Regions from separate parts of the Homo sapiens genome. Here region 1 is linked to region 2. A link is a loop called in an ENCODE intact Hi-C map of the cell type or tissue named here. Cell type or tissue: IMR-90. All regions are shown on one strand. Each heading gives the region's core, and the rest is flanking DNA. Links, peaks and the distances in the headings are about the cores only.

Region 1 (16,469 bases), core at 2,323-4,822, 190 kb after region 2:
AAAAAAGCAGAATTCTTGAAATATTCTAAACCTGCATAAACCTAAGTACCATGTACTTTATGTTCCTGAATGTCAGGACTAAGCCTTATTCATCTTTGAATTCTCTTAAGTATTAAGCAGAATGCTTACCATAGAAGAGGCCCTCAAAAGTATTTATGGAATTGAATACAAATGCTAAATCCACTGCCCAAACTATGTGAATAGATCTTTGGTCATTTTACACATGCAAGTATATTCAAATTAACTTCCTTCATAGCTCCATATTATACCAGTGCAGTGTATAACGTTGTTATTGAACTGTGAGGTAAGTGGAAATAAGGTTTTCTCTGCCAGACCACCACTACAAACATTCCTGGATCAGAGGCCTAGTGGCTAGTATCGTTTGCTAGGGAGGTTTTCCCAGTGGATAAGAGTTCATTAGCCCCAGAGAGAGCTCACAAAATACTTCACAAAAGTCTTAATTATCTCTCTAGAAGGAAACCTACCAGAGAGTAAGGCAGAACCCTTTTATGGCACAGTAAATACTTATAGTTAGTTACACAATGCTTTAGGTTTACAAAATATTTTCATATGTATTATTCATTAGTATTATAATTCATTTCAGAGATAAGGAAAATAAAGTCCCAGAGAAGATAAATGACTTATCACATAAAAAATAGTAAAGCCAAGGTTTACTTAGGTTTTTTGACGCTGAGATTCAGATTTTTTTGTTTCTTTGTTTTGAGACAGGGTCTCACTCTGTCGCACAGGCTGGAGTGCAGTGGCACTATCATGGCTCACTGAGACCTTGAACTCCTGGGCTCAAGTGATCTTCCCACTTCAGCTTCCTGAGTAGCTGGGACTATGGGTGTGCACCACTGCACCCAGGTAAATATTTTTATTTTTTATAGAGCCAGGGTCTTGCTTTGTTGCCTAGGCTGGTTTCAAACTCCTGACCTCAAGTGATCCTCCCATCTCAGCCTCTCAAAAGTGCTGGGATTACAGGTGCTAGCCACTGTGCCTGGCCAGGTTCAGATACTTTTAAACTCAAACCACATCCTCTGAGATATCTAACACTTAAAAAGTCTGATACTACCATCCCTACCTCCAAGATGGTGTTGGGTTTTTTTTTTTTTGGTTGGTTTAAAAAAATTTTTTTTAGAGACAGAGTCTTGCTGCCTTCCAGAGTACAGTGGCACAATCATAACTCACTGCAGCCTCGACCTCCTGGGCTCAAACGATCTTCCTGCCTCAGCCTCCTGAGTAGCTAGGGCTATAGGTGCATGCCACCACACTCAGCTAATTTTTAAAAACTTTTTTGTAGAAGGCCGGGCGTGGTGGCTCACACCTGTAATCCCAGAACTTTGGGAGGCCGAGGTGGGCAGATCATCTGAGGTCATGAGTTTGAGACCAGCCTGACCAACATGGAGAAACCCTGTCTCTACTAAAAATACAAAATTAGCCAGGCGTGGTGGCACATGCCTGTAATCCCAGCTACTTGGGAGGCTGAGGCAGGAGGATTGCTTGAACCTGGAAGGCAGAGGTTGCGGTGAGCCGAGATTGTGCCACTGCACTCCAGCCTGGACAACAAGAGTGAAACTCCATCTCAAAAAAAAAAAAAATTTTTTTTTTTTTTGTAGAGATGAGGTGTCACTACATTGCTCAGGCTAGTCTTAAACTCCTGGTCTCAAGTGATCCTCCCACCTTGTCCTCCCCAATTGCTGGGATTACAGGCATGAGCCATCATACCAGGCCGATGGTGTTAGTTTTATCTATCAGCTATCAGTGTTACAACAGTTCTCTGCTCTAGGATTTTTGTAGAAAATCTTTTATGAAGGATTAGAATCTTTAGGGTCTAGACAACTTCTTAAACACAGAAAACTCTAATGAAAATATGGGCTGGGCGTGGTGGCTCACGCCTGTAATCCCAGCACTTTGGGAGGCCGAGGTGGGCAGATCACAAGGTCAAGAGATGGAGACCATCCTGGTCAACGTGGTGAAACCCTGTCTCTACTAAAAATACAAAAATTAGCTGGACGTGGTGGTGCGTGCCTGTAGTCCCAGCTACTCAGGAGGCTGAGACAGGAGAATCGCTTGAACCTGGGAGGCGGAGGTTGCAGTAAGCAGAGATCGCGCCATTGCACTCCAGCCTGGGCAACAGAGCGAGACTCCGTCTCAAAAAAAAAAAAAAAAAAAAAAAAGAAAATATGACCACATAAGTCTTAAAGAATATTATTTTTCAGTTCAAATTTAAAGACAAACCAATTGTTATAGGCTGAATTTTGTCCACCAAAAATTCATATGTTGAAGTCTTAATCCCTAGTACTTTAGTATGTGACTGTATTTGGAGAAGGGATCCTTAAGAGGTTATTAAATTAAAATGAGTTCCTAATTCAACATGACTGGTATTCTTAGAAGAGAAAATTTGGATATAGTACAAAGAGAAAAATCACGTGAAGACACAGGGAGAAGATGGCTATCTGCAAGCCAAGGAGAGAGGCCTCAGAAATCAACGCTGCCAACACCTTAATCTTTGACTTCTAACATCTAGAACTGTGAGAAAATACATTTCTGTTGTTTAAGCCACCCAGTCTGTGACTTTAGTAATGGCAGCCCTAGTAAACTCATATGCCAACTAAAACTGTAAGTCTTACCCACCATTTCGCATCTTATAAAGTTGCACGTTTTTCTGAATATATTCTGCAAACTGTACAGTGTCTCCAGCCTCTCCAACACACAGGAGTAATATCTTTTCACTCATCTTAAACATCTTGTCATGATCTGCTCAAAGAAGAAAACTGTGTTAGAAACTGCCTTAACAGACATTGACCGTCATTATTTATGTAACCATAAACAGGTTTATTAATTACTACAGTTGGCCTTCCATATACATGGATTCTGAATCCACAATTCAACAAACTATGGATCAAAATTATTCAGAAAAAAAAAAAAATGGATGCTTGCATCTATCCTGAACATGTACTGACTTTTTTTCTGGTCATTATTCCCTAAACAATATGGTATAACAACTATTTACATAGCACTTATGTCATATTAAGTATTATAAATAATCTAGAGATGATTTGAAGTACACAGGAGTACCTGCATAGGTAATATGCAAATACTATACCATGTATATAATGGACTTTAAGCATCTATGGATTTGGGTATCTGCAGGGGTTCTGGAACCAATCCCTACAGATACCAAGGGACGACTGTATATTGAATAATTTAACTAATTATTGCTTTTAGAAGATTTTAATAGGTAATGGTATCAATTTTTCTCTTTCACTCTTCATGTTAAACCATCAGCATATTGTGTAATGCCAATTTCGGTTGGAGAATATACATGAAAGCTACCAATTGAAAATACAATTTAAAGCATTTAAAGGCATTTGAAATGCAAGGAACAGAACGACAGAAGAAACTGAAGGAATCCAGCCAATGGCGATTATCTTTAGGCTCATGATAACAAAGCCCTAAAATGTTTCCACAACTACAAATGTTAGTTATTATATTTATACACATACAAAAGCATATATGAAAAGGACTGGTGCTATAATTAAAATTAAGGAACCATTTCAAGAAAGAATAGAAAATCAACTGAGAATATTAATCACTTTAAAAAGTAAACAAATTCCACTTCCAAAGAAAAAGAGAAAATTAAAATGATTGCCAAAGCAAAAATTCTAGTGAATATTTTGACAGTAAGCTATTTAAAATACCTCACAAAAATCCTAATACTCTAATCTTATCTAGCTGAACCAGAGTCATTCAGATTAGACAGATAAATAAATATTCAGGTTACAGTTATTGCCTAAGGAAGAAAACTCCACATTCAGTCTGCAGCTTCAGAAAAGGCCTAAATCTTCCTATCTCACTTTCACTTTCACTTTTCATTTTTCAAATAGTGCTGAATAATCCTCCCTGGGAGACACGTTTCCTGTTTGAAAGCTTCTGAAATGCCAAAATCCTTTAATAGGATTTAAAGAACAAAATGCTACTGTCAAATACTTTACAAGTGTTTCAGAGTTGTAGATACCAGTAATATGGCTTCTTAGACTTGGAGGGAAAAAACACACAAAATGCACCTGTAGATAATATCAAATTGCCTCAAAACTCCTAAACAAACACACTTTTATTTGTTATGCAGGCTAGATTTAAAGATTGTTAGTTTGCAAACTTGTTAATAAACGAAAAACATTCACTTATATTATCTATGCAAAGAAAAAGGAGCAGAAGGGTATATTCTAAGTGCTTGCCAGTGGTAAGAGTATGGGCAGTTTTCGTTTCCTTCTTTTGCTTGTTGGTTTTTCCTAAAACTTCTATACTTAACATGCCTCACTTTTATAAGAAAGCATTATTCAATAAGTTCGCATTATTTTTATAATAAGAAAAAAGATATTTTTATTTGAAGGGGGAGCTTGTTTACAAAGAACTTATGTCACACTTAGAAGAAAGGCTAAAATCCTAGGCAGTAACCTGTTCAACTTTAAAATTAGCTTAATACAAGGCCAAAAATGTTTTTTAAACACTGAATATGTCCAATGAGTAGCAGAGGGCAACATATTTAATAAAAACACAAGAGATAGATACTTAGAGACCCCTGAGTTGTACAGGAAACTGCCTGTGTAGCTCTGGGGAATTTCTGATTCTTGACGAGGAACTTACGAGATCCACATACATGAAACAAATGGCCAACAAAATGAACAACATTAGCATGTCATACTGTGGAAAACCAACTGAACTAGAATCCAAGAGACCTTGGTTATGATGTGGACTTGGCACTCTGAACTTCGGCAAATTACTTGTCCTCTCTAAGCCCCAGTTTCCAGATGTGTGAAATGTTATTTCCAAATGTGTGAAATGTTAATAATATGACTTACCCCTGTCTAACTCACAAGTGAGAAAAACTAATGAATTCTATACATGTCCAATATTATGATACTCAGTGTTAGATAATGTAGTTCGGATTATACATGCTATAGGAATTCAGAAAAGAGAGAATTCTGTGTGGGCTGGAGTACTCCGAGTAACTTAAAAGCAATTCTACATAGGCCAAGAGAAAAGAGACATGAAATGCGGCATATAAGCAAACCAAAAGTTATACCACTTAATAAGGTGGCAATCCTCAGCAAATGTCTACTCTATAGTATCAAAATGTTTTTACAAAGTGACATACTGGACAATTGATTGGAAGTTGTATTATCATTTTATACTTGGAGAAAGGAGTCCCAGAAGGTTACTATTTTTTCAGCATTCTTGCCTACTCTAAACAAGCTCCATCGTGAAATGAATGATTAGAAAAAAGTCATCAGACGGCTGGGCACGGTGGCTCACGCCTGTAATCCCAGCACTTTGGGAGGCGGAGGCAGGTGGATCACCTGAGGTCAGGAGTTTGAGACCAGCCTGGCCAAACTGGTGAAACCCCGTTTCTACTAAAAATACAAAAATTAGCTGGGCATGGTGACGGGCGCCTGTAATCCCAGCTACTTGGAAGGCCGAGGCAGGAGAATCGCTTGAACCCAGGAGGTGGAGGTTGCAGTGAGCCGAGATCGCGCCATTGCACTCCAGCCTGGGTGACAGAGCGAGACTCTGTCTCAAAAATAAATAAATAAAATAAATAAAAAAGTCATCATACAATACTAAAATTTCTATTATAATTTGTTTTATACCAGAAAAGACTATAGGGAAAATTGGAATGTGCAGAGTGCAACTATTTCCAATTATTTTTCAAGAACTAACTCAAATTCATCTTTCTCCCATACCATAGTTATCTTTCTTTTATTACTCTTAGGATTTGCTCTTGAACTCATTAATTTAAAAACCAACCTACTACTAACTAGTAATACTTCTTTTATTATATAAAATCATCTTGCAGCATTTATTTCCTTGTTTTCTTAATGTCTTGGACTCTTCTATGGGTTATAAGTAATATACTGCATCCCCTATAATGACTAAAAGTACTGTGTACATAAGTAGGCTTAAAGCACATTCTACTTTTCAATGTGATTTCACATACATTTGGGATGAAACAAAAGACCTGTAAAGATAATGATTATTGTTCTACCTAGACATGACTTAATGTTAAAATCACTTGCTTGTCAAAGACCTTAGTATTCAAAATAATGGACAAATTTACTCTCAAAACAAATTCACTCCTTTGGAAGGACTGGCTTACAAACAAAACTTCTACAAACTAATCATAGAATTTCATAAAGTATAAGGTGCTATGTTAAGTGATTTACATTAATTCATTAACCTTTTGAGATAGGTGCTATTACATTACCACCTTATAGATGTTAGCTCTAGGGCACGGAGTTAGAGAAATTTGCTTAAGGTCACAAGTGGCAGAACCTGGGTTCAACCTATGCAGTGAGTCCAGACATTTTGCCCCTAAGTACTATAATATACTATACTATACTATACTATACTATACTATACTATACTATCTATACTAAATTACTCAATACATAATTTTAAGAAGATTTTGGTTGTTTTTCTGCAGAATCTAAGTTTGTTTTCCTTAACTGATCAAAGACGTGCTACTGTTGAAAAAGTATTAAGCTTTGGTTCAGATGACTTAATGGTCATTTGACAAATATGTTTGGGCACCTACGTACACTTAGTATTATTAAGTACCTGCCTAGTGCTAAGGATTTGCACATAACTCATTTACTAAATCCTCCCGACAAGTTTGTGAGTTTGGTATTGCTAATCTTAAAGATGAGGAAATCTGGGCACTGCAAAATAACTTATACAAACTCATAAGGCAAATAAATGACAGGGCTCCAATCTCTTAACTCCATTAACTACTTAAATATAAGGAAAACCTGGCAGCCATTGCTCTGGAAAACTGGAAAAGAAGAATCGGGAGCCACGGGAAGAAGGAAAATGCCAAGCTTCTGGTCCCACAGTCTCACTCTCCCCAGGATCCCACCTTATGCCGCCAACAAACTAACCTCATTACTAGCGACACCAGGAAACTTATCAGAGATTCGGGGATCTAGAGAGCCAGTCCCACAGTCTCACTCTCCTCAGGATCCCACCTTATGCCGCCAACAAACTAACCTCATTACTAGCGACACCAGGAAACTTATCAGAGATTCGGGGATCTAGAGAGCCAGGCTCTGGGCAGGCGCTTAAACATTTATAAACTGATTCCCTTTAGGCAACTCTCACCAAGCAAGAAGCATTTAGCGAAGGCCAGAGCAGAGCACTGACCCAGGAGCCCTGGAGGAGCAAATGCCAAGGTCCCAGACCTGTCTGCCTGTTTCGCCTGTAATCCCAGCACTTTGGAAGGCCGAGACGGGCGGATCTCCTGAGGTCGGGAGTTCGAGACCAGCCTGACCAATATGGAGAAATCCACATCTCTACTAATAATACAAAAATTAGCCAGGCGTGGTGGCGCATATCTGTTCCCAGCTACTCGGGAGGCTGAGGCACGAGAATCGCTTGAACCCGGGAGACAAAGACTGTGCTAAGCCGAGATCGCGCCATTGCACTCCGGCCTGGACAACAAGAGCGAAACCCCTCTCGAAAAAATAAATAAATAAATAAAATAAGTACGGGCAGGGCAGGCCGGCTTCCATCTCTCAGATCCTCCCTGGTACTTATTCAACCCCCGACAAACTCCTTCTGGCCGCTCCTACACCCCAGGCCTGGCCGGGCCTCCCCTGCTTCCTCTCACCGTCCTTCATCTGGACAATATTGCTGGCGGCCACCCGGTCGGAGGCGACAAGAACATAGTCGGGGCCTTGGATACCGATGAGGTACTCCATGGTGGCGGAAGGCCAGGGGCTGCAGGTCCGACACAGCACGAGACTCGCCCGCTTCCAGGTCTCACCGGTGAGACAGCACCTCAGAGCGAAGATTGGCGCGACGCCTGCAGCACGACTTCCACGGCGCTCTCGGATGACGTACAACTGTCGCGAGAGGTTGCAAAGCGGGCGCGGCGCCGGGTGCCTTATGTTCAGTGCTTGTCTCTGGGATCGTACGGGTCTCCTCCGGAGCAGGCTGTGCAGGTCACTTGCCTTATGTGACGCCCAGTTTCTCTGTTTACACACTAAGATTTTAAAAGTGGCTTTAGGATAAAATCACGCAGTGTATGTAAGGTGCCGAGCACGTGTGGGTGTCAAAAAGGGGTAGGTAGCCAGGCAGCCGTTTCCCTACGTTGCTCGGTAAAATCTCCCCAGAAACCCCTTTCCTGCAAGCCAGATTGGAGAAAAATTAACTTGAGGGGAGCCTTACTTCCATCCTTCACAAAAATAGTATATGGTTGGATTAAAGATATAAGCATGGCCGGGCGCAGTGGCTCACGCCTGTAATCCCAGCACTTTGGGAGGCCAAGGCAGGCGGATCACCTGAGCTTGGGAGTTCGAGACCAGCCTGACCAATATGGAGAAACCCCGTCTCTACTAAAAATACAAAATTAGCTGGGCGTGGTGGCGCATGCCTGTAATCCCAGCTACTCTGGAGGCTGAGACAGAGAATCGCTTGATCCCTGGAGGCGGAGGTTGCGGTGAGCACTCCAGCCTGGGCAACAAAAGCGAAACTCCGTCTCAAAAAAAAAAAAAAAAAAAAAAAAAAAAAAAAAAAAAAAAAAAAGAGAGGGAGAGAGATACAAACATGGAAGAAAAAGTAGAAAAATATTTCTGTAATTTTTGGAAGAGATGTGTTTCTAAGCTTGACAGGGAACCCAGAAGCAATATGAGAAAAGACTTGACAGATTTGACTACCTAAAATTACACGTCTCTATGTGGTGAAAGTCATTATCATGCTCAACAGTAAATGTAAATTGGGAATGTTTCAATTGTAGAAATAGTTACTATTTTGGACCTTATAGACAGAAGAAAGGAAAAAGTTAATATCTATAACTTAAAAGATATTCCTACAAACCAATGGGAGGGGAGCCGGGTGAGACAATACCATTTTTAAAAGACCCGGCAGGGCACGGGGGCGGATCAAGAGGTCGGGAGTTCGAGAACAGCCTGGCCAATATGGTGAAACCCCGTCCCTACTAAAAATACAAAAAATTAGTTGGGCGTGGTGGCAGGCGCCTGTACTACTCCGGAGGCTGAAGCAGGAGAATTGCTTGAACCTAGGAGGCGGAGATTGCAGTGAGCCGAGATAGCGCCCCTCCACTCCAGCCTGTGCAACAGAGAGACTCCATCTCAAAAAAAAAAATAAAAAATAAAAAAAGACCAAAGACTAAGAAAAACAATTCACAAAAGAAGCAACACGAATGGCCAATAAACATGAAAAGATCCTCAACCTTGATGGTAATTAGGAAAATGGGAAATAAGAAACAATGAGAAAGTATAAATTGGGGGTAAGGTTCTAAGTTGTACAACCTTTTTATAGAGAACAATTTTAATATCTGTTAAATATGCATAACCTTTTGAATATGTCCAAAAGAAATGTTTGGACACACAGTCCAAATATTTGTGTACCGAGATACTCAGTGTTGCCAGGGGCAGTGGCTCACGCCAGTAATCCTAGCACTTTGGGAGGCCAAGACGAGCGGATCACGAGTTCAGGAGTTCGAGACCAGCCTGGCCAACATGATGAAACCCCGTCTCTACTAAAAATACCAAAATTAGCTGGGCGTGGTGGTGCGGCACCTGTAATCCCAGCTACTGGGGAGGCCAAGGCAAGAGAATCGCTTGAACCCGGGAGGCAGAGGTTGCAGTGAGCCAAGATCACACCATTACACTCCAGCCTGGGCAACAGAGCAAGACTCTCTCTCAAAAAAAAAAAAAAAAGAGAGAGAGATATTTAGTGTTGCAGCACTACAACACAAAAGAGGACCAACTTACGTGTCTAAAAGTGGAGACATTGTTGGGCCGGGTGTGGTGGCTCATGCCTGTAATCCCATCACTTTGGAAGGCCAAGGTAGGTGGATCACGTGAGGTGAGGAGTTCGAGACCAGCCTGACCAACATGGTGAAACCCGGTCTCTACTAAATACAAAAAATTAGCCGGGCGAGGTGGCAGGCGCCTGTAATCCCAGCCACTTCAAGAGGTTGAGGCAGGAGAATCGCTTGAACCTGGGAGACAGAGGTTACAGTGAGCTGAGATCGTGCCACTGCACTCCAGCCTGGGCAACAAGGGCAAAACTCTGTCTCAAAAAAAAAAAAAATGTAGTACAGTCATAGTGGAATATTGTGCACCCATAAAAAGAATGAGATGAATCTAAATATACCTATATATTCCATGGCCCAAGATACATTAAGTGAAAGTAAAAATGCTTTTTTATATGTAGCCTGATGCCATTTTGTTTAACTATGAATATTTGAATATGAATGGAATACCTGTAAATACCTGTTTACAGGTATTCTAGTGTCAAATTATTTGCATTTATTACCCTGGTGAGTGTAATTTGAAGGGAGAACTTTCACTTTTTATTTTATACACATGGGTATTGTTTGAATGTTTTACAGTGCTCATGTACTATTTGTATTTTTTCTAATAGAAAAAAAAACAGCCATCCCTTTATATCTTGAAGCAATTCTGAAAAAAAGGTGAAATATTTCTTGATTGGGTTTCTGACATCCACAACTGAGTCTTCATACTAGCTTATTGAGAAATGGGAAACGAGTTGCAGTTGTATCTCCAAACACAACTATGCAATTCGTTTGTCTCTGCAGAAATTGTAATACTTTATTCTGAATGTTTCTTCCAGCTCCCTGCACATAAAGGAACACAGAGCCTGAGGAGTTTGAGGCAGCCTATCAATCATGGGATGGATGCCAGGGGCAAGTGAGGTCATTAAGTCAACCATCCACTATGAACACAGCTGCATCCATCACTCTAGAAAGATTGTTTTCTTAAATACCACTTGGAGGGGGGAGGTCTCTCTCTCTCTCTCTCTCATCCTCATTGTGTGTGTTTGTGTGTTTTTTTAATTGCAAAAAGTACATAGTTATACTATATATACACACATACACAAACAATATAGAAGAAACAAAGAGTTAAATACCTTTCCTTCCGCCAAAGGTAACCACCCACTGAATGTCTGTATCCTTCCAGACTTTTCCTTTGTACATACCAATATTCATTCATTCACAAACGCTGCAGATTTCTGAATTGGAAGATCCACAGTATTTTTATTATTATTTTTAAGGACTATCTTTTAAGCTGATTCATCCTTCTTTCTTTCCAGGCTTTTTTATTTTTATTTTTATTTTTTTGAGACAAAATCCTGGGTTCAAGTGATCCTCCTGCCTCAGCCTCCCAAGTAGCTGCACTACAGTCACATGACACCACACCCAGCTCTCCCTAGGACTTTTTGAAATCTGCTTTAGCTAAGTAGCACTAGAGCTGCCCTCATTTCTTGTTAGTATAGAAGAAAGTAGGTTTTCAAGACCTAGCTTGTGCTGTGTCACTCTCCTCCAACTAAAGTCTTAGAATAACTGAGTCTTAGAATTAGAAGTCTGTGGAGGTTCACAGAAGTAGCATAATGTAGCCAAAATATTTACAGATAGTAAATATTTTTGGCTTTGCAGGTCATACTTTCTCTGTAACAACTACTAACAACTAACAACTGCCATTACAGTGAGAAAGCAGCCATAGACAATACATAAACAAGAGAGCATGGCTGTGTTCCAATAAAACTTTGCTTAAAAAACAGGTAGGGGAAGGGGGAAGGTGGGCTTGGCTCATGGACTATAGTCTGCCTCCCTGATATAGTGGAAGGCCTGTAAGTCAACACCCAAGTGTGGTCCCAGCTTTACCTTTTTCAGCCTTGTTGCAAAATTCGTTTAGCCTTCCCGAGCCTCAATTTTCTTATTTATAAAAGAGGCATTCAGAAGAGAGGTTTGCTTTGTGTTTCCCTTGAGATGGGACAAAGACGCAGGTCTGTTTGGTTCCATGAGTATAAGGAACCATATTCTGCGAGAGTTTGGCAGAACCGTGATGAAGAATGACTGCAGTATTGGGGAACATGGCCATAATGTGGAAGCTACCAACCTTGCCAAGACTCCCAAGCCCAAGCTTGAGATAAAAGCATCAGTGTAGCTCACCCTCAAAAGACCCTGTGAGCTTAGACAATAGGATTGGGACAAGTGTAGACTGGAGATCAGAGGCACATCCCTAAACATTCAGGACAGTTACTGTACTGCATACTGTTGATGCCCTGCCCATACTCCGTTTACCTACCTGGGCACCCATTTCCCAGCTGTTATAAATGTTGGTTGATAACAACTCACAACTACCCTTTTCTTCAGAGAATTTTCCTCAGCCAAATAGGAGTCCGCCTTGCATAGGAGGCTGTTTGCCAGTACCCACTCCTTGCCAGTGATTGACTGATTGACTGGCACAGGAATAAAAAATCAGTTCCCTGAATTTAAGTGGGATACAGTTTGTCCTCCCGAGTCTCCCTGTGGAATCAGTCTAAAGCTGGTCTCCAGCCAAGACCAAGTTCGTGCTTAGCTTTTTCCCCCTACCCTATCTTGCTTCCTAACTCTGCTTCTCCTGAGAATACTTCCCCAATTAATGACTTGAACTAGCATCCTCATTTTGGTTCACTTCTAGGGAACTCAAACTAAAAAACATTTGGCACCAGAAGTCATCCTAGAAAGCAGTCTCCAAGGGATTCTGGAGTGAGCTCACTCACCACCTAGAGGATGATGAGGACACCAACGCTAGCAGTAGAAAGAATATTGATAGTTCCCGACCTCCTGTAACAGTGCTACAGCAGGTGAAAGCTCAGTCTTTCACCTGTGTTTAACTGGGATGGGTTATGGTGAAAAGGGATGTAGTAGCTGGAAAACTCTTGGACACTTGAGAAATATGAGAAAAATAGTAATTGTCTGGACCAAAGAATTGGGTGGCTATTGCTAAGTGCCATTGATTCATTAAAGAAAGAAAGTGAAGGCTGGGCACAGTGGCTCACAACTGTAATACCACCACTTGGGGAGGCCAAGGCAGAAGGATTGCTTGAGGCCAGGAGTTCAAGACCAGCCTGGAACATAGCAAGATCACACCTCTAAAAAAAAAAAAAAATTAACCTGGTGTGGTGTATGCCTAGCTACTACTACTTGAAGGGAGGCTGAGGCAGGAGGTTTGAGGTTACAGTGAGCTAGGATTGTGCTACTGTACTCTAACCTTGGCGACAGAGCAAGACTCTGTTTAGAATGAAGGGGGAGCAGGGAAAGAGGGAGGGGGAGAGAGAGAAAGAGAGAGAGAGAGATTTGTATGTCTTTAAGAGAATTGTTTAAAGCAAAAATAACATATTGTAGGCTGGGCGTGGTAGCTCACGCTTGTAATCCCAGCACTTTGGGAGGCTGAGGCGGGCAGATCACGAGGTCAGAAGATCGAGACCATCCTGGCTAATACGGTAAAACTCCATCTCTACCATAAACACAAAAAGAAATTAGCCAGGCGAGGCCAGGCACCGTGGCTCACGCCTGTAATCCCAGCACTTTGGGAGGCCGAGGTGGGTGGATCACAAGGTCAGGAGATCAAGACCATCCTGGCTAACATGGTGAAACCCCGTCTCTACTAAAAATACAAAAAATTAGCAGGTCGTGGTGGATGGCGCCTGTAGTCCCAGCTACTGGGGAGGCTGAGGCAGGAGAATGGCGTGAACCCGGGAGGCAGAGCTTGCAGTGAGCCGAAGATTGCGCCACTGCACTCCAGCCTGGGCGACAGAGCGAGACTCTGTCTCAAAACAAAACAAAACAAAACAAAATATATTGTAGGATTTATAATGTATTTCAAAGTAAAATGTAGAATAACAAAAGCACAAAGGCCAGGAGGGGAGGAATTGGAATACAACTGCTATAAAGTTCTCATGCAGTACATAAAGTAGTATAACATTACTTGAAGGTAGTCAGTAAAAGATGTATGCAAGAAACCCCAAACATACTAAAATAATACTACAAAGGGTTATAGCTAATGTGTTAACAGAAAACAAAATGGAATAATATACTCAATCCAAAAGATGACAAAAAAGGAAGAAAAGAAAAAGCATAACAGACAAATAGAAAACAAATAGTGGCTGGGCTCGGTGGCTAATGCCTATAATCCCAGCACTTTGGGAGGCCAAGGCGGGTGGATCATGAGGTCAGGAGATCGAGACCATCCTGGCTAACATGATGAAACCCCGTCTCTACTAAAAATACAAAAAATTAGCTGGGTGTAGTGGCGGGTGCCTATAGTCCCAGCTACTGGGGAGGCTGAGGCAGGAGAATGGCGTGAACCTGGGAGGCGGAGCTTGCAGTGAGCTGAGATCATGCCACTGCACTCCAACCTGGGCAACAGAGTGAGACTCTGTCTCAAAAAAAAAAAAAAAAGAAAACAAATAGCAAGATGGTAGATTTAAATCCAATGATAATGTCAGTAATCACATAAATATAAATGGTCCAAACACCTCAATTGAATGGCAGAAATTTTCAGGTAAAATGAAAAAGGAAGACCCAACTATATGCTGCCTACTAGATACCCAACTCTTCTACATAAATGTTCATAACAGTTTTATTTGTAATAGTAAAAAACTGGAAAAGACGGAGAAAGAGAGTCATGCCTATCAACGGAATAACACATTGTGGTATCCAGACAATGGAATACTACTCAGCAATAAAAATGAATGAGCTATTGCACACAGCAATATGGATAAGCCTCAATTATGCTGAGTGAAGAAAAGAGACAAAAATCACTGTACGATTTCATTTATATAAAATTCTAGAAATGCAAACTAATCTATAATGAAAGAAGATCTGTAGTTGCCAGGGGAGGGAAGAGGAAGAGAGGGTTCAGATGAAAGGATGCAATAGACATGAGGAACTTTTGGAGGGTGATGGATATGTTCATTATCTTGATTATGGTTATGGTTTCATAGGTGTATACATATGTCAAAATATTGTATGTGCATATTTTGTATGTTAATTATATCTCAATAAAGCTATTTTGAAAATAATACTATACTAGGGAATTAATAGAAATTGATGCCACCTTCAAATATGTGAAGGATTCAGTGGCGGTTGTCCCATCATAACTCAATTTAACTGACCAATCTGCCTCACGTAACGACTAGATGGATTATTACAAATAATAGCCCCCCATGCTGGGCGCGGTGGCTCACGCCTGTAATCCCAGCACTTTGGGAGGCCAAGGCAGGCAGATCACCTGAGGTCAGAGGTTTGAGACCAGCCTGGCCAACATGGTGAAACCTCGTCTCTATTAAAAATACAAAAATTGGCTGAGTGTGGTGGTGCATGCCTGTAATCCCAGCTACTCGGGAGGCTGAGGCAGGAGAATCACTTGAACCCAGGAGGCAGGGGTTGCAATCAGCTGAGATCAGGCCGCTGCACTCCAGCCTGGGCGACAGTGATACTCCATCTCAAATAATAATAATAATAATAATAATAATAGCCCCCCATTACATCTGCCGTGTTGGGTTTGGTATTACTAGAGAAGAATAATACAATCTTGGGTACATGGTTTGCAGCTATTGATCTGATAATGCATTATTTCTGAGTCATTCGAGAAGGAGAATCAGAAGTAGTTTGCATTCACATGGAATAAACAGTATACATTTATGGTATTTCCTCTAGGCTATATTAATTCTCTTACAGTATAGTAGTCCATGCTCTTGTAGAATTCAATTCCTTGACCGAAAGCCAAATCAACTCAAATGACTGAAATGTGTCCCTCTCTAGGCATGTCAGATTGCTAAAAATCAGAGAGTATATATATGAACTGGGAGCTGATATGTTTAATGTCTTGATGCTACCCAAAGAAATTACTGTTGGTAAAGGTAGAGACCTAGAGTAAAGGAGATACTAGAAGCAAAAGGAAATGCTTTAGCAGATCCTCAGCTAACAGGCTGCTATATCTAAATTCCTTAAGCAAGAATCTCTTATAGAATAGAAAAACAAATTCACGAAGAGGCTCAGAGATTACATCATAGAGGCACAAAATCTAGTCTCTGATTTCATATTGTACCTAGATTAACAGCCCAGGTAAAAGGGAACAATTTACATATAAGCTAAAAGAAAACACAGCCTAGCTATCTAAGGTAGACTCAAGGAGTTGTTTAAACATGTTTTCTTAGGCCTGAAAAATCTTGCGCCATGTGTCCAGAGTGCCTTTCAGATTCTTCTTATATTTCCAGTCATTTTCTCACAGTTGCTTGATGTCCGTTTTCTAGAGTCATCTGCATCTACACAGTTGCTGCCCTGATAGATGATTCAGTATATGACTCAAAGACAAAAACAGGATAAAAACATGTTGATTGACACTTGAACTAAAAATTAGCCCTTTCCAAATGAACCTTCATCTTCAAAGAAAATCAACAATAATGGTAAATACCTAGATAATTTTTATTGGTCTCTCCGAAAGCCTGGGCTGAATGAAGACCAAAAGGGAAAATCGTGAAGTTAAACATTCCCACACTCTTATGAAAAGACTGACTGTTTTCTGAGGCCATGGTATGAAGTCAGAGTCTGTTTTAAAACCATCTAATCAATAAATGAGAATTCTGTGCCC
Region 2 (13,946 bases), core at 11,444-13,943:
AGTCTGGCTTTATTGCCCAGGTTGGAGTGATCTCAGTTCACTGAAACCTTCACACCCCCAGGTTCTAGCAATTCTCCTGCCTTGGCCTCTCGAGTAGCTGGGATTACAGGCACCCACCACCACGCCCAGCTACACAGTTGTCTTTTTAAAATATAAACCAAGACCGGGTGCCATGGCTCACACCTATAATCCCAGCACTTTAGGAGACCAAGGCAGGCAGATCACTTAAGCCCAGGAGTTCAAGAACAGCCTAGGCAACATGATGAAACCCCGTCTCTACCAAAAATACAAAACAACAACAACAACAACAAAAAAACCTGGGGATGGTGGCGCATGCCTGTGGTCCCAGCTACTTAGGAAGCTGAGGTGGAAGGATCACCTGAGCCCAGGAGGTCAAGACTGCAGTGGGCCTTGATCGCACCACTGCACTCCTGCCTGGGTGATAAGAGTGAGACTCTGTCTCAAATAATAATAAATGTAAACCAAATCCCACCATTCATCCCCTTAAAAAGCTATCAGTGGCTCCCCATTGTACTCAAGAGAAGTCCTCAGCAGGGACCCTGCTCATCCATTGAGCCTTGGGTCACTCACCCCTTACTCTGTGGGAAGGTGAACCTGTCCATCATGTCACCTTCTTCTACCTCCTCAAATGCTCTCTGCTCCTTCTAGCAGCTGGGTCTGCACCAGTTTTGTTCCTTTGCCTGGAATGCTATTTCCTGCAGCTTTATCTGGCTAGCTCCCACTTATCCAGGTCTCAGCTTAAGTGTTTTTCTTCATAAAGGCCTTTTATGAGCATATTTTATGTATTTGTGAGTTTGCTTAATGTCTGTCTGACATAAGCTACACAAGAGTGAAGTCTGTCCGTTTGATTCACCACAATATAAGCAGTGTCTGGCACAGGGCCTGGCACATAGTGGTCCCGCTCCATATCCACAGATGAATGAGACAGCCCCTGCCCTCAGGGATTTCACTGATGGGTGGGGAGACAGGCAAACATAACTAATCATGAGACAGCGAGAGAAATGCCGACCCAGGCATGTGAGAGAAAGGTGAGCACAACTTGAGGAGGTTAAGGGAGGGATAAGAAAGAGCTTTCTAGGGCTGGGTATGGTGGTGCATGCCTGTAGTCCCAGCTGCTTTGGGAGGCTGAAGCAGGAGGACCACTTGAGCTCAGGAGCTGGAGGTTGCAGTGAGCTATGACTATACCACTGCACTCCAGCCTGGGTGACAGAGCAAGACCTTGTCGCCACATTTTTAAAAAAGAAAGAGATTACTGGATGAACCAGAAGAACTTGTTTAGAAAAGAGGGAGATCAGCAAAGAGAAAGATTCCAGAAAAGCAAACTGATGTAAGCTCACAAAGGCCACATCTACCAGACCAAAAGTTCTAGCTTTTTGTGCTAGAAATAGTAAGTCATTGAAGAATGTCAGGGGGTGAAAAACATGATCAGAGTAACATGATAAAAACCTTGGCTGCAGTGTGAGGGGTGGGTTTTGCACATTTCACCTCCAGGCCCTCATTCTCAATATTCCTGGGTGAAATGCCCCGCCCGCCCTCACTGCTCTGGTTTCCTGGGCTCATTTCAAGCCCCACCACCTCCAGTCTCCACCTTGACAGTGTTGGTGGATCGAGCTGCTTGGTGCAGAGTCCAGACTGCTGTGAGCCTGTTCTCTTCTGCTACTGTGTGTCTTTTCTCCCTCACTAGACTGAGAGCACAGCCTGTGTCTGATGACTCCCTATACCCCCATAGCCTCTCCCTAACACAAAGCTTTAAGCATGAAAAGTGTTTAATAAATGCTTTATATAAAAATAGTTCTACTTGCAGAGTGTTTAGGAATCGCTTTATAGAGTCTAGCTCTCATAAACCAATGATACCTGTCCCATGGCATCCATGATGAGTGAAACCCTCGCCAGGTGACCCAGCCCAGCGGAGGAAGGAAGGCCTACTACCTGCCCTGATCTCCCAGTGCCATCACTCAAAGTCATCTTACTGTTTGTGCAAGGAAATGCCCTCCTATCTGCCCTAAGACACTGACAGAAGCTGAGGACTTGCCAAATGATAAAGATAGGAAGACAGGAGAACAAGGCTGGCTGAAAGGTGGTCAGCTGGCAGACACGGGCCTGGGTCTCATCTCTGCCCATAAAGCACAGACTGGTCAGCAGTAAGAGACAAGTCCAAGGTCCCTGACCCTGACTACCTGGGGCAGTTGGAAAAGCGGAACTCCAGGTGGGAAACATGAGGAGAATGCCCAGGCAAAGGAAAACAACAGGCCCAGCACCCCCGCCAAGCGGAAGTAGCACGCGAAGTGGGTCCTGGAGGCATTTTGTCCAGTGCAGCTCAGGGCAAATCTGACCCTCAGTCTTCATCAGGCAAAAGGGAACAAAATGCTTTGCAAGCACAGTGGGCTGTTAGTGACACACTCAGGAGGGGCTAGTGACAGCAGCCTTCCACAGAGAGAGTGCACAGACCTAGAAGCTCTGGCACCCAGGGCCCCTACCTGCTCGGGAGGTTGGCTTCAGCTCCAGGCTTTCCTGATCCGTGGCATCCAGGATCTTGTACTTGCTTTTCCTCTTGGGTTTTCCTTTTTGCCTAAAAAACACAACCCCCACCCCTGCTCAGGAAAGAGGTTCTCTGGGAGGATGAGGATGAGAGCCAGATGTGCATGCAGGGCCCTATTTTGGTGGGGCACCTACTGAGAGGGGTGTCCTCTCCTCACTTCTCAGCCAGGAAAGGTGGCAACTGTGATTTGTTCCTCAAATGTTCCTCAGCAATTCTGGAGAAGGGCAAGGGAGCTATGACCACCTTGGCACGGACTCACCATCCCACAGGGGCAATGAAGGACAGATTGGTTAAAAACGTAAAGAAAACAAAATCCTCTGCTTGAAGGGTGTGGGAGGAGACAGGCATTACACTAACAAAGTTGGTAATGGTGGTTGTCTTAGACTGGTGGGAATTTTTAAAAATTCCTTTAGTTCTAAGTTTTATAAGAGGTTATACTGAAAGTTGAATCTCAGCTCTGTCACTATCAACTGGTCCTCAGACAGTGATGTACCTTTCCTGAGCCTAAGTTTTTTTATCTGTAAAATGGGAAAAGGTTATGTGTCTTAAAAATGATATTACCTATAAAAATATTATGGCACACAGTATACACAGAAATAATATTATTAATAATGAAAACATAAAATAAATGTAACCATTCCATCTTAGAAGACTCAATAGGAAGACTCAAATGAAAAAACACAGGACGCCTGAGCCTGGCTAGCCTAAAGTGCATGTGTGGAAACATGCACACTCATGAATCCCAACTAGAAAGAAGGCAGAATTAAAAACTCGCGGGCTATGCTGGTGAGGCTACAGTGTGGTGCATTAAAGAAAACACACCTTACAGATGTGATCCGGGTCTGTACCCCTGGCCCTCACGCTCACTCCCCCACCTTGCCCTGCTCCCGCCCAGCCATGTTTCCCAGGTTCCAAATCACTGCAGTGGCTGCCACTCACTGAAGGAGTGTGCCTCTGCCCTCAGGAGAGTCTCAGGGTGAGCAAAGCTGCCCGTGCATGCCTTAGGTGGGTCAGAACTCTCTAATGCTGACTAAGGACCCAGCCCAGTCCTTCCACGTGGAAGGTGCCAAATACCTCTCTGAGGAACGAATGTATGACAAGAAGCCCGAATGAATTTCAAAGGAAAATCCATCTTACCTCTTACAACAACAGATCACAGTCCAAGACAGGATTCCCAAGGCAACAACAATGACAAAGGTAGCAATGATAACATATAACACGCTCCACTCTGCCAAGAAAATCAAAATGGTGAGGGCTGTGGAGGGAGAGGCTGGGAGGGAGGTCTGGGCTGCTCCCAGCTTGGGCAGGTGTGGCTTCACTCTGGAGACAAGAATGCCTCAGGCTCCCCAGGAAGGTAAGACCTTGGAGTTAAGGGCAGCTGAAGCTTTAAACCTTTTGAAATGTCCCTGCTTTCCAGTCCCTGCTCCTGGCAAGCCCTGAGACCCTGCAGCAGTGGTGCAGGCTGAAAAGAGCTTTAAGAGGGAAACGAGGGCTTCCATTAGGCTACAGCACGGAGGCACTCCAAAAGACAGGAGGCTTTTCAGCTGGTGGGATTTAGGCTGTAACTGGCATTGGATCTGAGTTAAGCCTGGTTCTTCTTACACGACTGCTTCAGGGCTTTCCTCTAACCTTGAGCAAGTGTGGAGGAAGGAAGTAAAAGTCCTCTGCAAACAGAAAATACACAAAGTTCTTCTCCTTGCCTGCTCATCTGCTTCAGAAACACCAACACCCACCCACTCAGTGCAGAACCACATTCAGCGCCAAACAGGCTGGCACTGTGCCACATAGAAAACTCACCACAGTTGCTGTCTCCATCCCTCAGCTGCACCTTGATGAAATTCTCCATCCAAAAAGGGTCACAGATACAGCGTTTGGTGAACGAGTCACAGTGGCCATGGTCGGAACAGTTCAGCTGACATGCTGAGAGTGGCAGCAAAGGGAAGAAAGTCAACAAGACTCAGCCAGGGGTGACAAGCAGCACCTAGAGCCCATGAGGGCACCAAAGCACCCCAGATTAATGCTATGTGGTGAAATGTCCTCGAGACCCACCTTGGGCATGGTGCCTGCCTTTCTCATCTCGACTGGACAAAACTGGAGCAGTCAGGAGGCCACTAGAAAGACACTTCCAGCCTGTCTTCACTTGTTGTTTGTCTATATCAGCAATTCTTAATCTTTTATGTCCCACACATCCCCTTCTCACAATTGGAAAAATAAAATACCTATAGTACTTCAAAGGAAGGCAATAATTATATTAAACGTTTTTGAAATATTTAAGAAGACAGGCTGGGCATGGTAGCTCACACCTATAATCCCAGCACTTTGGGAGGCCGAGGCAGGCAGATCACTTGAAGTCAGGAGTTCAAGACCAGCCTGGATAACATGACGAAACCCCATCTCTACTAAAAATATAAAAATCAGCTGGGCGTGGTGGTGCATGCCTGTAATCCCAGCTATTTGGGAGGCTGAGGCAGGAGAATCACTTGAACCCGGGGGGGCGGAGGTTGCAGTGAGCTGAGATTACACCACTGCACTGCAGCCTGGGCAACAGAGCAAGACTCTATCTCAAAATAAATAAATAAATAAATAAATAAATAAATAAGCATTAAACAACAAGAGCTAGAAGTGGGTTTAACAACTATCATAATTTTGAAGTAGTGATAAGTAAAAATGACATCATGTAATGTGATAGGAAATTATTTGTGATTTCTATTGCCTCAAAGCCACAGGTTCTGTTGATACTACTGTAGTTTGTTGCCTACATTGATCATTGAAGTAAACAGTGAGTTTCAGTCAGAGGTTAGTGAAAACAAAGATGTAAATTTTTCCCCACTCAAGCTCACAGCCTTCTGAACACGATCTCAGGGGCCCATGGGCCCCAAGTTAAGAATCCCCAGTGATGAATCAGGACTCTTTCATGGTAATAGTAGTGCAAGAGAATGATTATCTCCATCTTCCCAGAGAAAAGAAGATGAAGGCCAAGGACAGAAAGGACCAATGGGTGAGCTGCAGGCACTAGGTAGGCTCTTGCTCCCAAATTCCCAGAATTACTCACTGACAGTGTTGACTTCCAAGGCTCTGAATATCAAAAAGTCTGCCTTTTGCTTCCGCAGCTCACTCTTGAGCATCGCTGCCACCTCATGGCCTTTGAAGATCTGGTGGGGAGGCTCGTTTTGAACAAAAAATACCATTTTGGTGCTGCAGAGACATGCAACAGTACTAATGAGCTGAAGCGGTCCATACCTGCAGCAACAGCTAACATTTACTAAGTACCTTCTGTTTGTGACAGACACTGTGCTAAGTGTTACATGCATTCTGTTACTACAAGCCAGTGAGAAAGGTGTTATCAGGGTCATCTCCATTTTACAGAGAACAACACTGGGGCTTTGTAAGAGGGGTTAAGTAACTTGCCCAAGGTCACACAGTTGATTATGGCAGAGCCAGATCCCAACCCTGTTATGTCTGACTACAAAGTCTGTTCTTTTTAAAATGCCCTAAGCTGCCCCAGCTAACAAAAGAACCCATTCCTCCAGCAAGAAGACCCATACTCTCCATCTAACTGGAGGATGAGACAAATGGGGATTTGGTATGGCTACATTCCTGCTGTCCACCTTTTTCCAGCTAAGACTGCTGGGTTTGTGACTAGTTTACTTGAAAGACAAACCACAATGCTTTGTTAATGTAAATTGTTGGACAGCATCACAACATAGCCAAAACAATTATGATGACAACAAAAAGATCTTACACTGTAGTATGGCTGCTATGAACTTATATTACTCCATGCCCAGAATCTGTTTGCTGATTGTCAATTCCTGTCCAAGATAGGCCACATGTGAACTCACATCTGGGTAGTACCAAGTCTGTTCTATGCCTTAGCCTTAATTTTTAGTAGCCTGCCCCTTGAGCTCCATGTGAGTTTTACAATTAGAACCTTCTAAATCAGTGAGTCACACTGGTTTACAGGTGTGACCAAGATATTGATCCCCTCATCATGCAGTGTGGCTGGGTGGGACCTGGGCATCCTAGAGGCCCTGGACCAGTTGCTTCCAATACAAGCAGCCTTCTCTGTTTATCCCAAGGTGCCCTATAAATGGTATCATTTTCCAGGCATGCATGACATAAAATCTGAGAAGTACTGCCACAGACTTTCTAAAAGCTTGCTGCACAGTGGGATTAACAATGGGGCATTATCAATTCCAGAAACAAACAAACAAAAAAAAACTTTTGCCATAAAGGATGTGTGGTCCGTTGCCCATTATCTTCTCCCAGTTACCTAATTCATGCTTACAGTTTCAATTTCGGTCTATATATCAATAACCCTCAGATCTTTATCTCCTTTCCCCACATCTCTCCTGAGTGACCAGTCTATATCTGCAAATACTTGTGTGAATATCTACCCCAGAGCTTCAACAGATACCTCAAATCCAACAAGTCTCAAAATCAACTCATAACCATTAATTGCACACTATGTGTGAGGGACTATACAAACATTAACTTATTTAATCCTCATAACAATCCTATAAATAGGTACTAGTATTTTCACAGATAGTAAAACAGGTTCAGAGAGGTGAAGTAACTTTCCCACAGAGCTAACACTAGTAGGGCAGGGCTCAGAAGCTGGGTCTAATATAAGGGCCATGTTCTTTCCTACTGTAAAATACTATTTTCTTCCAATCACATGTTCTTCCTGAATTCCTTAACTAAGTCAATCCAGTACAAGCCAGAAGCTCAGGGAAACCCAGAAGCTTCTCTCTTGCTCATGCCCCCTATGCAGTGCTGGTGAATCTGAGCAACCTGTCAACAGTGCTCTTACCAGCACTCTTGCTAACATCTTTCCACTGCTTGCCAGCCAATTCCCGCCAGCTTGGATCAATCAAGCAGCCATTTGCCCTGTTCCTACTCCCAGGCTGCTGAGTATACTTATCCCTAATCGTGCTATCTCTGACCTAGTGAGCCCTGACTGTAGATTAAATTCACCTGGGGAGCTTTTCCATTCTAGGTACCCAGACCCCACTCCAGACCAACTGAACTATAATCTCTGGGGCTAAGGCTTGGGCAGTGTTATGTTCAGACAACCTCCGCAAGATTCTATTGTGTGGCTGGAGTTGGGAACCACTGCTCTCACCTCATGTTTCCAACTTGGCTGGTCCCCCAGATCTGCCTCCATTTATTACCCATCCCCTATCTCCACCATCTCCTTTTCCTCTCAGTCTATACAAATGCTCACAAACTTCCTATTTTAAAAAGATGTTCATGTTCCACAAGGACCACAATGAAAAAAAATTTTTAAAGATATTCTTTCAATCCTACCTCCCATATTATTTTCAGCACCAACTTCCTCAAAAAGGTGTTATACTGACCATCTCTGTATCCTCAAACCATGAAATCTGTCCTCTGCCTCCAACATCTAAGTAAAATGCTCTCACTATAGTTGCACTGATCTACTAATCACAAACCCATAGGCCTACTTTGTGTTCTCACCACACCTCCATCCCTGTAGCATCTGAATCCTTTGGAAGCACCCCTTTTGCCAGATCACCCCTTAACTTCCAGCAGACTACTCTCATTTGGTTTTCCTCCCACCTGATTGCTGTTTCTTAGTTTCTTTTGCTACCTCTTCTTTCTCTGCCTCCTCCTTAAATAATGATGCCCTTCAGAGTTGTGTCCTTATCCATCTTAGCTCTCTCCTAGTGAGACTCACCCGTTCTCATGGCTTTGGCTCCTGCCTGTATGCAGTAACTCCTATCTCGGGCTCTTCCTTCCACAAGTTCCAGCCTTTACTTGTGGCTATCTGACGGAACATCTCCTGACGCAGCCAGTAAGACACCCCAAATTCAATCATCCATACTGGTTTCGCCTGCCTTCCCAATCTCAGTTAATGACCTGAACCATCTATCCAGACATCCAAACCAAAAGCCTCACATTTGCTATCTCACTCACCTTCATTCGTAAAGGGCCAGGTACTACTGAATTACCACTGAATTTCTTTTAATTTCTTCTCCTCTTCTTCCACTATCTTAATTCAGGTTTTATTACCTTTTCACTGGACTAGTCCAGAAGCTTCCTGAATGGTCTCCCAGCCTTTGGTCTCTCCCTATTTTAGACTAGCTTCCACACTACTGATCTTTCTTTAAAAAAAAAAAAAAAAAAATCAAATTATGGAAATTCCTTGCTTTTAAAAACAAAACAAAAACTTCACACACATAAAACAAACCAACTTGGATCTGCCTACCCAAACTATTAAAACTAAGATCCTCAGCTTGCATATAACTGTTCTCAATCTCCACTGCCAGTCTTGTCTTCTACCACATCCTGGGGCCACTAAGCTTGAACCAAGTGACTTCTTCTGGAAGAAACTGTGTACTTTCATACCACAGGGCCATTGCTCAATGCTGTTGCCCTGTTCTGAATTTCCTCCCCATCCTCCCATGCCTGGTCAATATAAGTTTCCTTTTCCCCTTTTTTTTTCTTTTTTTTTTTTTTCTTGAGACAGTCTCACTCTGTCTTCCAGGCTGGAGTGCAGTGGTGTGATCAGAGCTCACTGCAGCCTCAAACCCCTGGGCTCAAGTAATTCTCCTGCCTCAGCTTCCCAAATAGCTTGGACTACAGGCGAACCACACTGCACCTGGCTAATTTTTAAATCTTCTGTAGAGGTGGGGTCTTGTTATGTTGCCCAGGTTGAAGTTTTCTTTATTCTAGAAAAATCTTTGGATTACTCCTACCCCAACTCTCCTAGAAGAATTCATTGTCCTTGCCACAGTGTTCCACAATGCCGCTTGTTGTACCAAACCCACACCGTACTAATGTTCCATATTTACTTATCTCCTCTACTAGACTGTGGTTGTCAAAATAGTTGACCTCCTACACCCTGGAGCCCTGCTGAAGTGTCTAGTACAGCGCATGTCACCTGCACTAGAAGACAGAAGTCTATTGAAGAAAAGGCAACATGAGTGTTTCTGGTCAGAAAGCCCACCTTTCTCTATCTAACCACACTATTTCTCAGCTCATTCAAGAAGCCCGGGGGCCCCTGGTCTTTCCTTTGCTCCCCCCATTCATTGCCCAGCTACCTCTGCTCCGTGTACGGCTGAATCTTTTGCACAATGATGTCGGAATCCAGCACCCCCAGGAGGACCCCAATCTGGCGGATGAACATCCCCTTCAGCCTCTCAGTTAGCTGACTGACGTTGATATCCAAGATGATCTCCACCAGGTTGTTTTTCCTGGGATCTGGAAAGCATGTGGATCAGTCATGGCTTTAGAAGTAGGAGAGTAAACACAGACCTGCCACTGTGCATTTGCTTTGGCACAGGAGAGAAAGGAGTGAGAACATTCAGATATCCTTCAAATGGAAAGGGACAATAGTGAATTCCTGATCGGGCAATCTGGGGCTGGCTTAGAAAGCTTCTAAAGCACTCCTGCTCTCTATACCAACCTGAGAATTCCCACACATGTGCTGGGGATAAGGCTGAAGCAGTGATGCAATGAGGGGTGGGGAGTAATGACGGGAGTGGGGAAGAGAGAAACACTTAAACATTTGTTTTAAAAGCCTCTGTGCAACTGGCAGTGCTGAGCAATCCAGGCCAAGTGGGGGTTATTAAGCAATCTCTCCTGACTCACATCTGATTTTCAGTGCCTCGCTGTATTTTGTGCACAACAATGGGAGGAAAAGTGTCCATCTCAACAACCTCCTCAATAATGGGAATGCATCCGTCCCTCCAGGTTTAAATACAGTTAACAAAAGAAAATCCAGTCAGCCAAGACACAAGGATTTCCTTAGAGCCACATCACAGCTGCACTATCTTTGTATAACTCTAAAACGGTGAGGCTATCATGTTTTACTTTTGAATATGTCCTAAAGATGTTCTACATTTGGAATTTCAAACTGATTGTTTGGAATGCCTTATTTACATACTTGAATGCACCACTTGCCTGTTCTGATGTATAATTTGCATAATTAGTAGACTATCTGTGATCTGACTTTAAACACCAAAGAGATTTTATAGTGTCTCAGCTACTGTCCTTCCTAGAGGCAGGACAAGGACTGGAAGACCTCCCAAGATCCCTTCCTGTCCAAAACATCCATATATGAGGTTGGCCTAGATAATAAAGAGTAGGTTTAAAGTTAATACCATTTCATCAGAAGCTCAGGAATTTATACAGCTCTATCCCACCTCCATACTCAGTGCCTCCCTATCACCATATTAATCTCAAAGCAAAATAAAAACATGGTTCTATTTAAGAAGAAAATTTTTATTTCTGCAAAGCTGAAAAATGTAAAGAGCACTATTACTTTACCTTCCCTGGATTATCAGACAAGGCCTGAGGCTCAACTTATAAAAATAAATTGTTTTCTGCATCTGGATGCTGATGAGACATCATGACTCAAGCTATTCCCATGCTCAGATTCCCAAGCACTCTGAGCCCTCTCTCATCAGTCACGAGGAGAGGAGAAAGTGCTGGACTACGAGCACAAAGGCCTGGCTCTGACACAACTGCTGTGTGACACTGAGCAAGTCCTGCCCTCTCTGAGTTTGTTTCTCCATCTGAGATGAATAGGGGGAGGTCTGTATTTCTGCATGGGTAGGAGGTATTATTGGAACAGACGGTCTCTATGGATTTTTCAGCTTGGGGTTTCTCGATTATTTTTAAAGCTGGACATGCCATCTGGCTCTGTCCATGCTCGGGGAAGGGGATCTCAGGATAGAGGCCTTGATTGGCTGATTCAGCAATTCTACTCAGCCTCATCACTAAATGAACTCACCAGGTTTCACCTCCACAGTGGTCCGGTCTGTGTCACTCTCACCCTTTGCATCGGTCACTTTCAGGTGAAAAGTGTAGGTTCCCTCAACCAGGTTTGAAAGAAAAAGGATAGGGTGATGGTCAGAGTGATTTAACACCTCCTGTAGGGTTGAACAACATGGCTATGTTACAGAACAAAATGCCATTCCTTTCCTGGAGTCAGTTGCTGCTTTCACCATAACTAGGCCCTTCAGGGCTGAACTGTTTCAACCTTGGGCAGTTCCTGATACGGAACAGCATTGCAGCCTACAACTGCTAGGATCAGGGAAGGGAAACCCATTCTGTGCTATACTAGCTTACAGAATGACCCTAAGCAAGTCACTTCACCTCCCTGGATTTCAGAGAACAATCTGGGTTTGATATAAGGGACCACTTGATTAAAGCATATACTGGAACGCGTGGCTCCTCCTCCTCCCCACTCCTGTGTAGCTCTCCAGCTCCTAGCACACTTACCCCTGCTGCTGGGCTCCCCTCATCTCGAGTCCAGAGGTAGCTGACTATTCCCTTGTCATCTGAGGACTTAGAGCCATCCAGCTCTGCTGTGCTCGTGGGTAGGGTAATCACCACATTCCCAGTTATCTTGGCTATAGGTGGTTTGTTTATTTCTAATCAAAAAGAAATCATTGACATAATGTGACATTCTGGAAAAGAAGAAATGTTTCTTCATGATGCTTATGGGGAAATTAAAACATCAAGAGTACCTTAACTGGAGAACCTTTTTAAGTGCCTGTCCCTGCCACCAACCAACAGTGTAGATGAAAGCTACCAGCGCTGCAGTCCTGAGGTTCCAGTCCTACCCAGAGAAATGTTCTCCTAACACTGTACAACAGAGGGGACGAGTGTGCTTTCCTCTCATATTCTCCCAGCAGCCTTCCCAAATGGAATCCATTTCTCTGCTTTGGAGGTATGTGATGATCAGAAATAACGGCCCAAACTGGCTTAAAACCTTGGAGTTTAGGTTTCACCTAGCTGATCTTGCAAATTCTCCTTCAAAATATCTTAAAATGTTATTCTCTGAATATCTTTTTGGACCCCTTCCTTGGAACTTCACAAGAGAAAACAAAGAGCTACCTCTCTTATTCGGAGCCCCACGTGAAGCTCTGTATATTCAGATGTCTGTGCAGTATTTACTCAGCTTGGTATCTTATGTCTGGAGGTCTGCATATCTGATGGTTTTTCCTGCTATCAACTTAAGGCCCTCAACTTAAGGCCCTCTCCCACAGCTCTCACTGGTCACTGTGCCTGTAAACTAGAGCAAGGCCTCTGGCTGGCCTCAGCTCAAAGGCTCAGGGCAAGCATAGTCAGCTGTAGTGCGGCCGTCATTCTCAAGCCTGACAGCAGGTGTCACTGTAGCTAACAGGAGTCACGGCCCAGGTCTCAGCAATGCAGAGGGGCAAAATAAAAATGCAAAGAATAGAACCCTTAATTCTTTCCCTATTCAACTGAGAAATAAAGTAAGGAGGGAAGGAGGGAGGACTGAAAAGAAAGTAAGGGGATGAGAGGGAAGGGAAGATGTAAGCAGGAGGAGGGAGGGAAGTTAAAATTCACCTTACAGTCCAATTAAAGGCTGTTTTAGAAAAGAAAATAACAATTGCCCTCACCCCAACCCTCTTACCCACCTCTTGCTATCTCTAATCAATTTCTGCAGGCAAACATGACAGGATAAATTCTTCAGCTATCTGACCCTAAGAGGCTGCTACACAAACTGGAGGCAGAGAGGTACCTTCTTTGACAATGACATTCACAGAGCTCTGGCTTTGCAGGTTCCTCTCATCTTTGACAGTCAAGGTGAACACATAGGTCCCCACTTGCAGCCCAGTCACAGTAGCAACACTGCTGTTAGCATTCTCGAGCTGCACCCCATCAGGTCCCCTGCAAAAAAAGAAACTAGAGGGTAGAGTTGTACCTGTCTGCTGCTGTCCTGTCCCTAACTTAGCAGGAGGAGACAATGACTCCCTCAGCAAAGACACGAACTACTGTTACCCAGACCTTGACAAGACATGTTTAAAAATATTTCAATTGGACAAAGTGTCATTTGGCCTCAAAATACAGGCTGCCTGCTGGTCAGAAAATTCAAATAGCTTTCAAACACCTCTAGCCTTATCCTTTATATGAGCTTCTAGAACACTTGAACGCTTTACCATTCTAGTTTGTAAAAGGAAGAAAGTTCTCTGAGCAAGTCTCTGATCAAAAGAATGATTTAAGAGTGATGTTTCTAAAAAGCATTTCTGGCCCAGTAGTTGGTTTGGCTCTTGCCAGCAAGGAAGCAAAATGCATTTCTTAATCACGTGCCCAAATCCTTCCTGATGAAAGAAAAGGAAATGGGGCAAGACTGCAGAGGAACTCTCAGGACAAAATCATCTTGTTTGTAGCAACTCTATAAGCAAAGTTCCCTCCAGCTCCTGGACAGGGGCCATCAAGCACCTAGGACACCCTACAACCCTTCTTCCCCCTTGTGGCCTCAGAGACTTGCCTGCAGCAGCCAAGGGAGCTCTGTGCCAACATTCAGGCTGCACACAGCCAGAGAGCCCTCTGCTCAAGGATCAAAATGCCCCAGAGCTTTTAACTACAGGAAAGCCAGAGAAATCTG

What was found. Peaks named below come from ENCODE experiments on the same cell type or tissue, not always from the same donor. Only the 100,000 strongest peaks of a DNase experiment are listed, where the experiment ranks them.
Region 1: a loop joins it to region 2, with 5 times the contacts of the local background. A loop is called at or near these places in 2 of 110 quality-filtered maps.

What each region holds. Positions count from the first base shown.
Region 1 is chr1:35,633,673-35,650,141 of GRCh38, forward strand. PSMB2 (proteasome 20S subunit beta 2) reads right to left here and starts at 7,854. Exons shown (of 6, transcript NM_002794.5): 1 at 7,670-7,854; 2 at 2,638-2,760. The coding sequence starts at 7,760. RefSeq lists enhancers at 6,829-7,794, 7,583-8,042, 7,795-8,759. In IMR-90, for the core only: no CTCF peak of the experiment used is centred there; a DNase peak (open chromatin) is centred at 3,869; H3K4me3 peaks cover 646 bases; H3K27ac peaks cover 378 bases.
Region 2 is chr1:35,438,549-35,452,494 of GRCh38, forward strand. It overlaps KIAA0319L (KIAA0319 like), which reads right to left. Exons shown (of 21, transcript NM_024874.5): 13 at 13,080-13,228; 14 at 11,810-11,961; 15 at 11,319-11,457; 16 at 9,625-9,784; 17 at 5,613-5,755; 18 at 4,358-4,480; 19 at 3,698-3,788; 20 at 2,499-2,590. Among named protein-coding and RNA genes, the nearest start is that of ZMYM4-AS1, 79 kb to the left of the region's middle. RefSeq lists a silencer at 12,552-12,731. In IMR-90, for the core only: a CTCF peak has its summit at 12,700 (motif pointing right); DNase peaks (open chromatin) are centred at 12,693 and 13,683; H3K27ac peaks cover 1,572 bases.